Linked DNA regions of Homo sapiens: region 1 is linked to region 2. Evidence: read pairs that join two places in POLR2A ChIA-PET (ENCODE). Cell type or tissue: PC-3. All regions are shown on one strand. Each heading gives the region's core, and the rest is flanking DNA. Links, peaks and the distances in the headings are about the cores only. Region 1 overlaps RALBP1 (ralA binding protein 1). Region 2 overlaps TWSG1 (twisted gastrulation BMP signaling modulator 1).

What was found. Peaks named below come from ENCODE experiments on the same cell type or tissue, not always from the same donor. Only the 100,000 strongest peaks of a DNase experiment are listed, where the experiment ranks them.
Region 1: POLR2A ChIA-PET joins it to region 2 with 13 read pairs; 3 of 35 experiments call an interaction of 5 or more read pairs at or near these places.

Annotation. Positions count from the first base shown.
Region 1 is chr18:9,537,034-9,542,414 of GRCh38, reverse strand. RALBP1 (ralA binding protein 1) reads right to left here. Exons shown (of 10, transcript NM_006788.4): 10 at 4,301-5,381. Among named protein-coding and RNA genes, the nearest start is that of RALBP1, 64 kb to the right of the region's middle. In PC-3, for the core only: no CTCF peak of the experiment used is centred there; a DNase peak (open chromatin) is centred at 2,944; H3K4me3 peaks cover 345 bases; H3K27ac peaks cover 2,457 bases.
Region 2 is chr18:9,348,736-9,354,116 of GRCh38, reverse strand. All of the region lies in intron 2 of TWSG1 (twisted gastrulation BMP signaling modulator 1), which reads right to left. Among named protein-coding and RNA genes, the nearest start is that of TWSG1, 17 kb to the right of the region's middle. RefSeq lists an enhancer at 5,076-5,245. In PC-3, for the core only: no CTCF peak of the experiment used is centred there; no DNase peak of the experiment used is centred there; H3K4me3 peaks cover 27 bases; H3K27ac peaks cover 499 bases.

The sequences.
Region 1 (5,381 bases), core at 110-5,109, 190 kb before region 2:
AAATTATTTTCGTTAAGAATTCTTTTTCTGGCCGGGCGCAGTGGCTCACGCCTGTAATCCCAGCACTTTGTGAGGCCGAGGCGGGCGGATCACGAGGTCAGGAGATTGAGATCATCCTGGCTAACACGGTGAAACCCCGTCTCTACTAAAAAATACAAAAACAATTAGCCGGGCGTGGTGGCAGTCACCTGTAGTCCCAGCTACGCGGGAGGCTGTGGCAGGAGAATGGCGTGAACCTGGGAGGCGGAGCTTGCAGTGAGCTGAGATCGAGATCGCGCCACTGCACTCCAGCCTGGGGGACAGAGCGAGACTCCGTCTCAAAAAAATAGTTCTTTAATTCTTTTCCTAGAAAACTTGACAAATGATCAATAATCCACTTTCAGTCCATGTGATGTTTTGCAGCATGGCTATGAGTTTAATTTCTACCATGTCTTTCTTTTAGGGCAAATTTTGCTGATTTAGAGTTGACAAGATTACTTGCAGTTTTTAGTAATTTTACCATGATTATTTCACCCCATCTGCTTTTTAGTGTTAATATTACCAATAATTGTTGCTAGTTGGATACAAGACAGCTACTGAGTAGTATTTTCAGTAGTTCCATGGGAAGAGCCACCACCTCGCCAGAGGCTCCTGAGCCGCGTTTGGGTGCGGGCCCACATTGTCCTGCTGTTCCCAATCCCCAGGAGATGCCCGGCCGTGGACAGGAGAGCGCAAGCTGGTCCTCCAGCACCGTGAGGAATTCAGCGTGGACAAGAGGAAGTTCCGCAGGGAACATCCCACAGGCAGATGCTGAGGGGAGGGAGAGGGAGCCAGGAGGGCATCCACAAGGAAAGGGGAGCCCTAGCAAGCTCAGGCTAGAATAGGGGCTTGTCCCACTGGCTGGGCAAAAGGCCAAGGGATAACAGGGGTGGACACTGTAAGACTGCTGGCCCACCTTCCTGGATGGTCATTTACTGAGATTTTCCTGGTTTTTCTGTTGTAGCTTTTAAGTATCTAGTGAAATGTTGTTGGACATTTAGAAAGTTTCCTTTTTTTTTTTTTTTTTTGAGATGGAGTCTCACTCTGTTGCCCAGGTGGGAGTGCAGAGGCACAATCTCGGCTCACTGCAACCTCTGCCTCCCGGGTTCAATCAATTCTCCTGCCTCAGCCTCCTGAGTAGCTAGGATTAGAGGTGCACGGTGCCGCGCCTGGCTAATTAATTTTTGTATTTTCAGTAGAGACAGGGTTTCACCATGTTGGCCAGGTTGGTCTCGATCTCTGGACCTCGTGATCCACCCGCCTCAGCCTCCCATAAGTGCTGGGATTACAGGCATGAGCCACCGCACCCGGCCTGGTGCCTGTTTTCCAAAAGTTAACATGTGGCTAAGTCACCTGGGGACTTGGTTCAAATGCAGATTCAGATTCCATAGGTCTGGGGTGGGGCCAAGAGACCTGGCCTTCCTGAGACTGAAGCCATAATGCAGTCTGTTGGTGTAGGATTTTATCTTTGCCACGTTAAACTCTTTGCATAATTTTGATATCTTAACCCACAATGATCAGAGATTTTAAACATTTAATATTTATATTTTACTTCCTTGGCTGCAAATCAGCACTTCCAAACTCTACATGTCAAAGCCCACATGACCACTAGTGGTCGTCATGGCTTGTGGTGGTCACGGCTTGTGGGGGTCACAGCTTGTGGCTGTAGTGGCTGCTGCGGCATCACTGCCACCCTGGGGGCAGCCAGGGTCAGTCATGGACAGGGCACAGCTGCCCCAGACCCATCCGCTTGGCTCAGTCTTTTACTAGCAAGCCGTGTCCCTTTGCGAGTGGTAGGTGGCCTGCAGGGATCAGTAGGAGGCTGTACGCTTGATTGGTGAATCTCCCCACAATTTTAATTTGAGGCAAAGAGCCAAACCTTGTCAATGCTGAGTCCTTCCTTCCCCTCCCCAGCTGGACCTACTCGATCCCTTCAGTTTCTTGGATTCTGCCCGACATTCACCTGCTTTGGGTGTTCTGTTTCCCTCAAATAACAAGGACTCCTTATCTGTGCAGCACTCAAGATCACAGTCACCTTTCACAGCGTGGACAGAGTTCACGAGTCAAAATACAGGACACTCAATTCAACTGCAGTTGCGTGGGACATACTTACAGTTACACTAAGAAAACATCCATCGTTGATCTGAAATTCTGATGTAAGGGAGAGTCCTGTACCTTCCATGGCCTCCCTACAGCAAGGTCAGCCTAAGTGGGCAGGTGTGAGCCTGCCGAGCTCTCCACCATGGCTCCCTCTTCAGGGAGTTCCTTCCTGGCCTCGCCAGCCTGTGGTGCAGTATGCGTGAGGCAGAACTCAACCCTCCTCATTCGAGAGAACTTCCCATTCCTTCTCTCCGACTGCTCTCTGTCATTGGAACAGTCTTAACAGTAGTGAGATGATATGAGGGTTTTTATCCCCACATGAGAAACTCAAGAACTGCTGGTGTGACCCTTTTCAGAAGGCTAGAGCTGCCCTTCCAAAGGGGAGCTTCTTGCTCTAATTGTAGCTGCAGCGTTCAGCATCGCCTTCTGGTACCCAGGCTCTGGCCCCACAGGCAGGGGCCCCGCTGGCACCTCCATATCAGACACAGATCACGCCTGCTTTCCCTCCCAGATGCAGCAATTTTGATCCCGCAGGAACCTCTGAGCCCAGGGTACCCCCACAAACGCTTCATTCCCTCAGTCTCAGGGATGTGCGCGACAGTGGGGGCAATAGTGACCCATGCAGGCCATGTCACTGCTCTGAGCCTCAGTCTCCCGTCTGTAAAATGGTAGGCAGGCAGTCGGGCCACAGCTTATTCTGTAGCTGAGCCTTGAGGCTGAGAAATGAAACCTGCATCTTAAAGAATGCTACGTTCTTTCTTCCCCGACTCATCTCTGCACTATAAAGTTTAATGTTAATAACATGATGACTAAGTCACGGATCATGTCCTGTAGGGAAAATGAATTGGAGTATGACGCCAAAAGCCCTATGCCAGGTACTTACTAGCCATTATTTATCTAAGCAGCCTTTGGAAATCAAGATTATCTCCACCATTTTGCCAATGAAAAAACTGAAGTTCAACAAGACTGCTTTTGAAGGTTATGAAGAAAACCCAGACTTTCCTGCCTACACTGGGTGCGGTGGCTCAAGCCTATAATCCCAGCACTTTGGGAGGCCGAGGTGGGTGGATTGCCTGAGCTCAGGAGTTCAAGACCAGCCTGAGCAATACGGTAAAACCCCGTCTCTACTAAAATACAAAAAATTAGCCAGGCATGGTAGTGGTGTGCACCTGTAGTCCCAGCTACTTGGGAGGCTGAGGCAGGAGAATTGCTTGAACTGGGAGGCAGAGGTTGCAGTGAGCTGAGATCACACCACTGCACTCCAACCTGGGCAACAGAGTGAGACTCTGTCTCCAAAAACAAACAAATAAAAAAAGCCTTTCCTGCCTAAAGTCCACGTTCCTTCCAGTACCCGCACTGTTTGTCTAGAAGCCAGTTTCTAGCACGAGACCCGGGAACAGCTCAGCACGATGTCCGGTCACAGCACTTGACACTTGAGCTAGGCGGTGGGAGCAGAGGTCGGATGTCCGAGATCTGCTGGGGCTGAACTGAACACCTGTTGAATCATGCTTGTCTAGTAACAGCAAAGTCACCAGAATGCAGAGAATGAGCATCCATCACTTTGCAGGTTCGGAGGACCCGGCATGTGACGGGCAGCAGTACTCTTCCTGCTCTGCAAAAGAGCCCCTACATGTGGCATTTAAGGGCTTTCTGCCCCCTCCTCTGCCCAGGCTTGCTATCACGTCTCCTGGGTCTCCTGGGATCTAGTCTAGAACATTCCAGGGGGCACTGCCCACCTTCCCTAAAAGCTGTGGGATCTTATGCTGAAGCCTCTGCCTGCTAATTGACTCCGGCTTTTCCTTCTATCCCTCATGAGAACCATGGGCCAGGGCTGAGGCTGAACACATGGAATTGGGCACGGGTCCCCATCGAGAGCTCCAGAAAGCCCAGGCTGCATCTTGCTCAGCCTGGCTGGACGCAGAAGGTGTGTTTGTTCTTAAGATATCCTAATACATAACAAGCAATGTGCTCTTCACAGAAACAGCTGCAGTGAAAAAAAAAAAAGATCACACAGCACTAGAGCCCATCTTGGGAGGTGACCTCAGGTCTCACACCTCAGTATCTCCAGATCCCCAATGCTAAATGTACCCCATCAGGGCGTTTGAGACTTTCCATCAAGGAGAATTTAGCTATATAAATTTAACATTATAGATTTAACTACACAAAACAGAGAAGTCAGCTGTTTGTCTAAGCTTTCAATGACAGATATTTTAATTGTGGAATTTTTAAAGCAAACAAAGCAATGGAAACTTCATTTTTATTCTAGACCAGTCTATCCCAGACATGCTGATTATGGTTGGCTGTGCTGAGTCCTCATTTACCGTATGAAATGCAAATGTCTGTCAATTGCAATGCCTGGGGCCAAGCCAGGCCAGTGGACTTGTGTGCAGTTCCCACCGGAGCCAGGAGCTGCTCAGACAGCAGACCCAGCCCAGTCCACTGGGTTTTGCAAACACAGGCTCCCTCTGCAGCAGCATGGGCTTGTGGAAGGGAGGCATGCCGCCGCCAGCATGCATGCCAGGGGTCCGGGGTTCTCCCCGTGTCTGCAGAGGTGAGGGGTACAAAGTGAGCTGGAAACAAAACACTGTGTTCCCCCTTGGCCTTGAAGAAGTGCCTCAACCAACTCCTCGCCAGCTGCAGAGTACTCAATCTCCTCACAGAAAGAATGTGTACAAAAAAACTAGAAGCTTTTCTTTTTCCCAAATGGCTGTTGAATTTATTTGCTTGATCAATAATGGTCCTGGCAAAAATTAGTTAACCAATGCTGAGACATTTGTAATGAAATACTAATTTTAAAAATCCATGACACCTTGATAGAAATTAGAGTTTACACAAACAAAAAAGGAACCTTCGATATTGCCAGCAGCTATAAAGTGAACGTACTGAGACCGACAGGACAGCAAGAAGGCATTTGCACATTTATATCTGACACCCGACCATACTTTCAGTCACCAGAATATCTTCTCTCCAGATTTAAAAAAATAGTATGCTGATTTCTATAACAAAGCTTTTTTTCGTACAAAAATCAAATAATGGCCAACGAGTCACAACAGTGCAATAGGTAGAGGATTAAAAACTGCATCAAACAGGTGCTGAAAATAAATACTACCTAGGAGAAGGAGGTGAGAGCCCTCGTGTGGGGTTTGTTTTCGACCCCTTGAGTGTGTGTGGGGTTTGTCTTCCGAGCCACGAGCCTGGCCTGTCTCGCGGTGCTGTTCACTCTGACAGAGTGCGCCTGCAGCACGTTGCCTCCAGGGCCCAGC
Region 2 (5,381 bases), core at 179-5,178:
ATATAAAAGTTATTTTTCATTAAATTAACATTTTAATAATTACAGTTATTACTCTCTTAGAAAGAATAAGCCTATAATTAAACTTAGATAATTCTTTAGATTGTTTAATCAAAGGCATTATTATATCTTTCACTCTCAGTACCTGAATACAACTAGAAATGCTATTGCCCAAGTTTAATCATTGTTTGTAAAGGTAAAATTGGACTCATTGGCTAAGAGTTGCAAAACCAGTGACTTGGAATGCAATACTTAATTTTTTTTGTTGTCGCTTCAGCTGGTTAATGACTATATCTTCTGCTTCCCTAGTCTGCAAGTCACAGAGAAAGTGTGGTTGTTCCTCATGTGGAGAAGAGAAGGCTGAGAATGAGTGGTTTCATGATTTCTGTGAGTTCACACAACTGCGGCTTTGAAACAAGGTCTTCTGACTCAAGGCTTTTTCTACCACCACTGCTCTTGCATGTTAGAGGCAAGGTAATATGGAATAAGACATCTTCTATGTGTAAATAACTATGCTAGATGTTCTTAAAGTTTGGTAGACACGTTGTTCAATAATTTTATGATGGAAAAAAATTAAAACTTTACACTAAATGGTAAACTGAAATTTATACATTTGAGCTACTCTCTATTGACCAGTATGAGTATTTAGAGAGAATTTGGCAAACTGTTTTCAAAGCTTATATGAAATGAAAGTCTGGCAGGATGAAAAGTTTGAGGGAAAAATCTAATCATTCAAAATGTATTTTACTACATTTATATTAAGGAAAACCTTCAATATGACAGAGAATTTCAAATTTTTAGATGCCAGAAGACAGATTCGATCATCTTTAGAGAAGAATCTTATTCCATATACAGTCACGCTTTATCGCTTAAGGATAGGGATACATTCTGAAAAATGCATCCTTAGGCAATTCTGTTGTTATATGAATATCAGTATATACTTATACAAACCTACATGGTAGAGCCTGCTATAACCCTAGGCTATATGGTATGGCCTATTGTTCCTAGGCTACAAACCTGTACAGCATGTTACTGTTCTGAATACTGTAAGCAATTATAACACAATGGTAAATATTTGCATGTCTACACATATCTAAACATAGAAAAGGTACAATAAAAATACAGTATTATAATCTTATGTGACCACCATCATATATGTTGTCTGCCATTGACCAAAATGTTGTTACACAGTGCCATGACTATACAACTGATGCTCTGGTCAGATATTAATTATTTATGCAAAATAAATTGAGGGGGAGTATATTTATCCAAGATTAAGATTAGACTTTAAGAGTTAACATTTATTGTATGAACTCCCAAATTTCTAGGCCAGAAATGGAAACTAACAACTTGAGGAAGAATCTTATTAATATTGACTCTCAGTTACTGATAAATATTTCCATTCTTGTTGCAAAGATCTGAGAGATTTGTTAACCCTGTTGCTATAATAAAACAAGGAAACGTCATTGAAAACAACATTATATTCTAGTAAAGATAGCAAATGACTTGGACTTACAAGATCTGGTTTTAAGCCCATAAGCTGTTTGCAACCCTGAGTCTCGGTTTCCCAGTCATAAAAAAGGAATGGTGTTCCTGGATTTTCCCTTACAAACTTGGGCATCCCAATGAGATAACGAATATCAAAATGCTCCGGTGACCCAGCAATCCCATTCCTAGGTATTTACTCAAGAAAAATTAAAACATAGGTCCATAAAAAGACCCATATGGGAAAGTATCAACATCATTCATAATTACTGAAAACTGGAAACCACGCAAGGTCCAACAATCAGTGAATGGATAAACAAATTGTAGTACATCCACACAAAGGAATCCTACTCATCAATAAAAAGGAAAGAACTACCCAACACACACAATAATATGGATGAATCTCAAAGCATTATACTGAATGAAAGAAGCTAGACAGAACAAAAGGCTATATACTGTATGATTCCTTTTATATAACATTCTGGAAAAGGCAAAACTATAGAGAAAAAAAATCAAATCAGTGGTTGCCAGGGGCTGAGGCTAGGGAAAAAGCTAGGTCCAGCTACAAAGGGGGCACAAGGGAATGCTTTAGGGTGATGAAAAATATTCTCTATCTTGATTGTAGTAGTAGTTACATGAGTACATGTTTGTCAAAAATCATAAAACTGTACATCTAAAAACAGTGAACAGGCTGGGAGCAGTGGCTCATGCCTGTAATCCCAGGATTCTGGGAGGCCAAGGTGGATGCATTGCTTGGGCTCAGGAGTTTGAGACCAGCCTGGCCAATACAGCGAAACCCCATCTCTACTAAAAAAATACAAAATTAGCTGGGGGTGGTGATGCGTGCCTGTAATCCCAGCTACTCAGGAGGCTGAGGCAGGAGAATCACTTGAACCCAGGAAGCAGAGGTTGCAGTGAGCTGAGATGGAGCCACTGTACTCCAGCCTGGGTGACAAAGCGAGACTCTGTCTCAAAAAACAAAAAAACAAAAAGACAAAAAAAAAAAAAAAAACCCAGCATGGTACACTGGGGTTTCTTCATAAATTTTAAAGAAATAAACCTAAACTGAAAAATATAAAGCATTAAGTTGGTATTAAAGCAATGCAGAAGACAGTTCTAACTCTGAAAATATATTGCTTTAATTTACTTTTAACCTAAAACTGAAATTTTCTAACCAAACATAATTTTTTTCAAAGAAACATAAAATAATGCTAGTGAAAATGTAAAACACAAAAGTTGTATATACCATAAAATTGTTAAAAATAATCTAAACAGAGAATAAAAACCAGAAGGAGCTATATCAAAATAGTAAGAGTAGTATGTGTTTGGATAATAGGACTAAGAACGTTTTACTCTTTTTTTCTACTTCTCTGTATTTTCTGAATTTGGGGGTAGAAAATATATTTTTATAATAGCAAATAAACATTTAATTTATTTGGATATTATGACTTCTTAAGATCCAGTTTAATTAATGTTTGAACAATTACAAAAGATATTTAAAAACACAAACTGAGGTTCTTAAATTAAGGAAACTAAGTATTTATAATGTCTTGAGCTAAAAAACAGAAATGTAGGAATAAATCTAATTAAGTATTTACTTGCATATTGTGTAAGCATAAGTAATCAATGAAGCATTATATTATACCTATGCTGACACTACTTTTACTTAGGTCAAATGAGTATTTTAAAATAAATAAATAAATAAATAAAATATTCAATTAGCCCCTATTCAAAAGAATAAACAATTATAATTAGATTGGGTTATAACAAATCTGTTTTGCCATAATACTCTTTAAGGAGGGCATCACATGAATCTTCAAACCCAGGAGAGAAATATCAACCCAACCTCATTAGCATGTTGTTCTTTACAAATTCTAACTGATTGGTAAACTTTTGTCCTGAAAATAACATACACTTGAATGAATCAGTATTGAAAAGAGTACTTATTTTTGGCTAAATAAGTCAGCATACAAGTTCATGTATATATATGAATTACCAAAATATATCAAACAGTGCCTCTTTCTCACATAAACCTAGTAACAAACATTTAGATGCTAATCCTACTTACTGTACAAGTCCCCCAGTGAATTTCTTTAAAAGAATCCAGCTGGAGTGAGTTGGGAGTAGGTACAGATGAGACTGACCACATGTTGATCACTGTTGAGGCTGAGTAATGGGTAAATGGGGGGGTTATTTTACAATTTTTCCTACTTTATGTATGTTTGAAAATGTCCGTGTGTCCCAGTGAAATCCTCATTTTGTTTTAACAATGCAACAGGTGAAACAACTAGTGAAAATAAATTTTAATCTCCATTTATATATTAGCAGCTACTATAACTGCATTAAACATTTGGAGGGAAACGATGTATTCTTTCTTTAAATTATATCAGGCCTAACTCATTACATTTGAACATTAATTTCAGAGATTTTCATGGGGTGTTAACTGAAGCAAAACAGGACAAAAATAGGTTAGCGCCACAACTTTTTTTTTTTTTGAGATGGAGTCTCGCTCTGTTGCCCAGGCTGGAGTGCAGTGGCACGATCTCGGCTCACTGCAACCTCCACCTCCTGGGTTCAAGCGATTCTCCTGCCTCAGCCTCCTGAGTAGCTGGGATTACAGGTGCACGCCACCATGCTCGGCTAATTTTTGTATTTTTAATAGAGACGGGGTTTCACCATGTTGGTCAGGCTGTTCTCAAACTCCTGACCTTGTGACCTGCCCGCCTCAGCCTCCCAAAGTGCTGGGATTACAGGCGTGAGCCACTGCACCCAGCCATGGCACCACAACTTTTAAGAGCAGGAAAATGGGATGAAGAGGAAAGAAACAATTTAGGAAAATAATGTTCACGAGAGAAAAGAGAAAACATTTTACATTGTAAACCAAAATATTACTAGTGTACTAACAAATCAAGATAACTATAGCAAGAGACTAAAGTTGAATCTAATTTGCACTGATTAAGAAAAAAAGAAGAAAAAGTTAATTCTTTAGTTTACTGTAATTAAGGAAGCCCTAAACTTACCTGAACTATTTATTTTTAACTTAAGACAAAATATACTTTTAAAAGCTAGAATTATTAATGAGAAGTAAACTATTTTAAAATTCCAACTTATTTCAGAAAACTTAAGATTTATTTAATAACTAAATCAATTTTTAGAATAAAAAAGCAGACTGTCAATTTAGCACATAAAAGAGCTAAATAAATGTTCAGACAACAAAGTACTAAAATGATGCATTATCTCTGAACCCAATTTTGAATATTTTCATGAAATACAATGTTTATGTCATCCTAAAAACTATCATAAATATTAGCCAAAGTACTCACAAGTTAATATAGGAGTTTTTCCACTCTTAATACAAAATGGGACTTGAGATTTCTGGGGTATAGCATAATATTGATCCAAATTTTAAAAATTATTTTCACAAAAGCAGCAGGGGAAAGTAGTAAAGATCTTCTTAAAGGAAAATCCCATATTACCAAATTTTTTTTTTCCTGAAACAGGATAACTAAACCCCTCATTATATGAGCAAGGAAGTACACCCAAGATGAATTTTACTTTCTTGATGTTTAAAGTTAGATTTCTTTCCTGTTAGAAGCACAAAATAAATATTTATATAGGGACCACCTTTAGGCACAGCAACTTGTAGGAGTGGCAGGAATGACTGTACTGCTTTGCAACCATGCTGGTAAAAAATATTTACATAAGAGCTTCCAGGGAAAATTTTTCATACTTAGTTATAAGTGTAGAGGATGCAATATAAACAAATGTTCTAATTTATCCTCATAGTACATCAGTTCAACATTACAAATGTTCAAACTAAACCAATTTAACAAAAAGAAACCTAAATTCTCTCTACAAGGGAACTAATATCTTTTTATAAACTTTTATAGCATTGCATC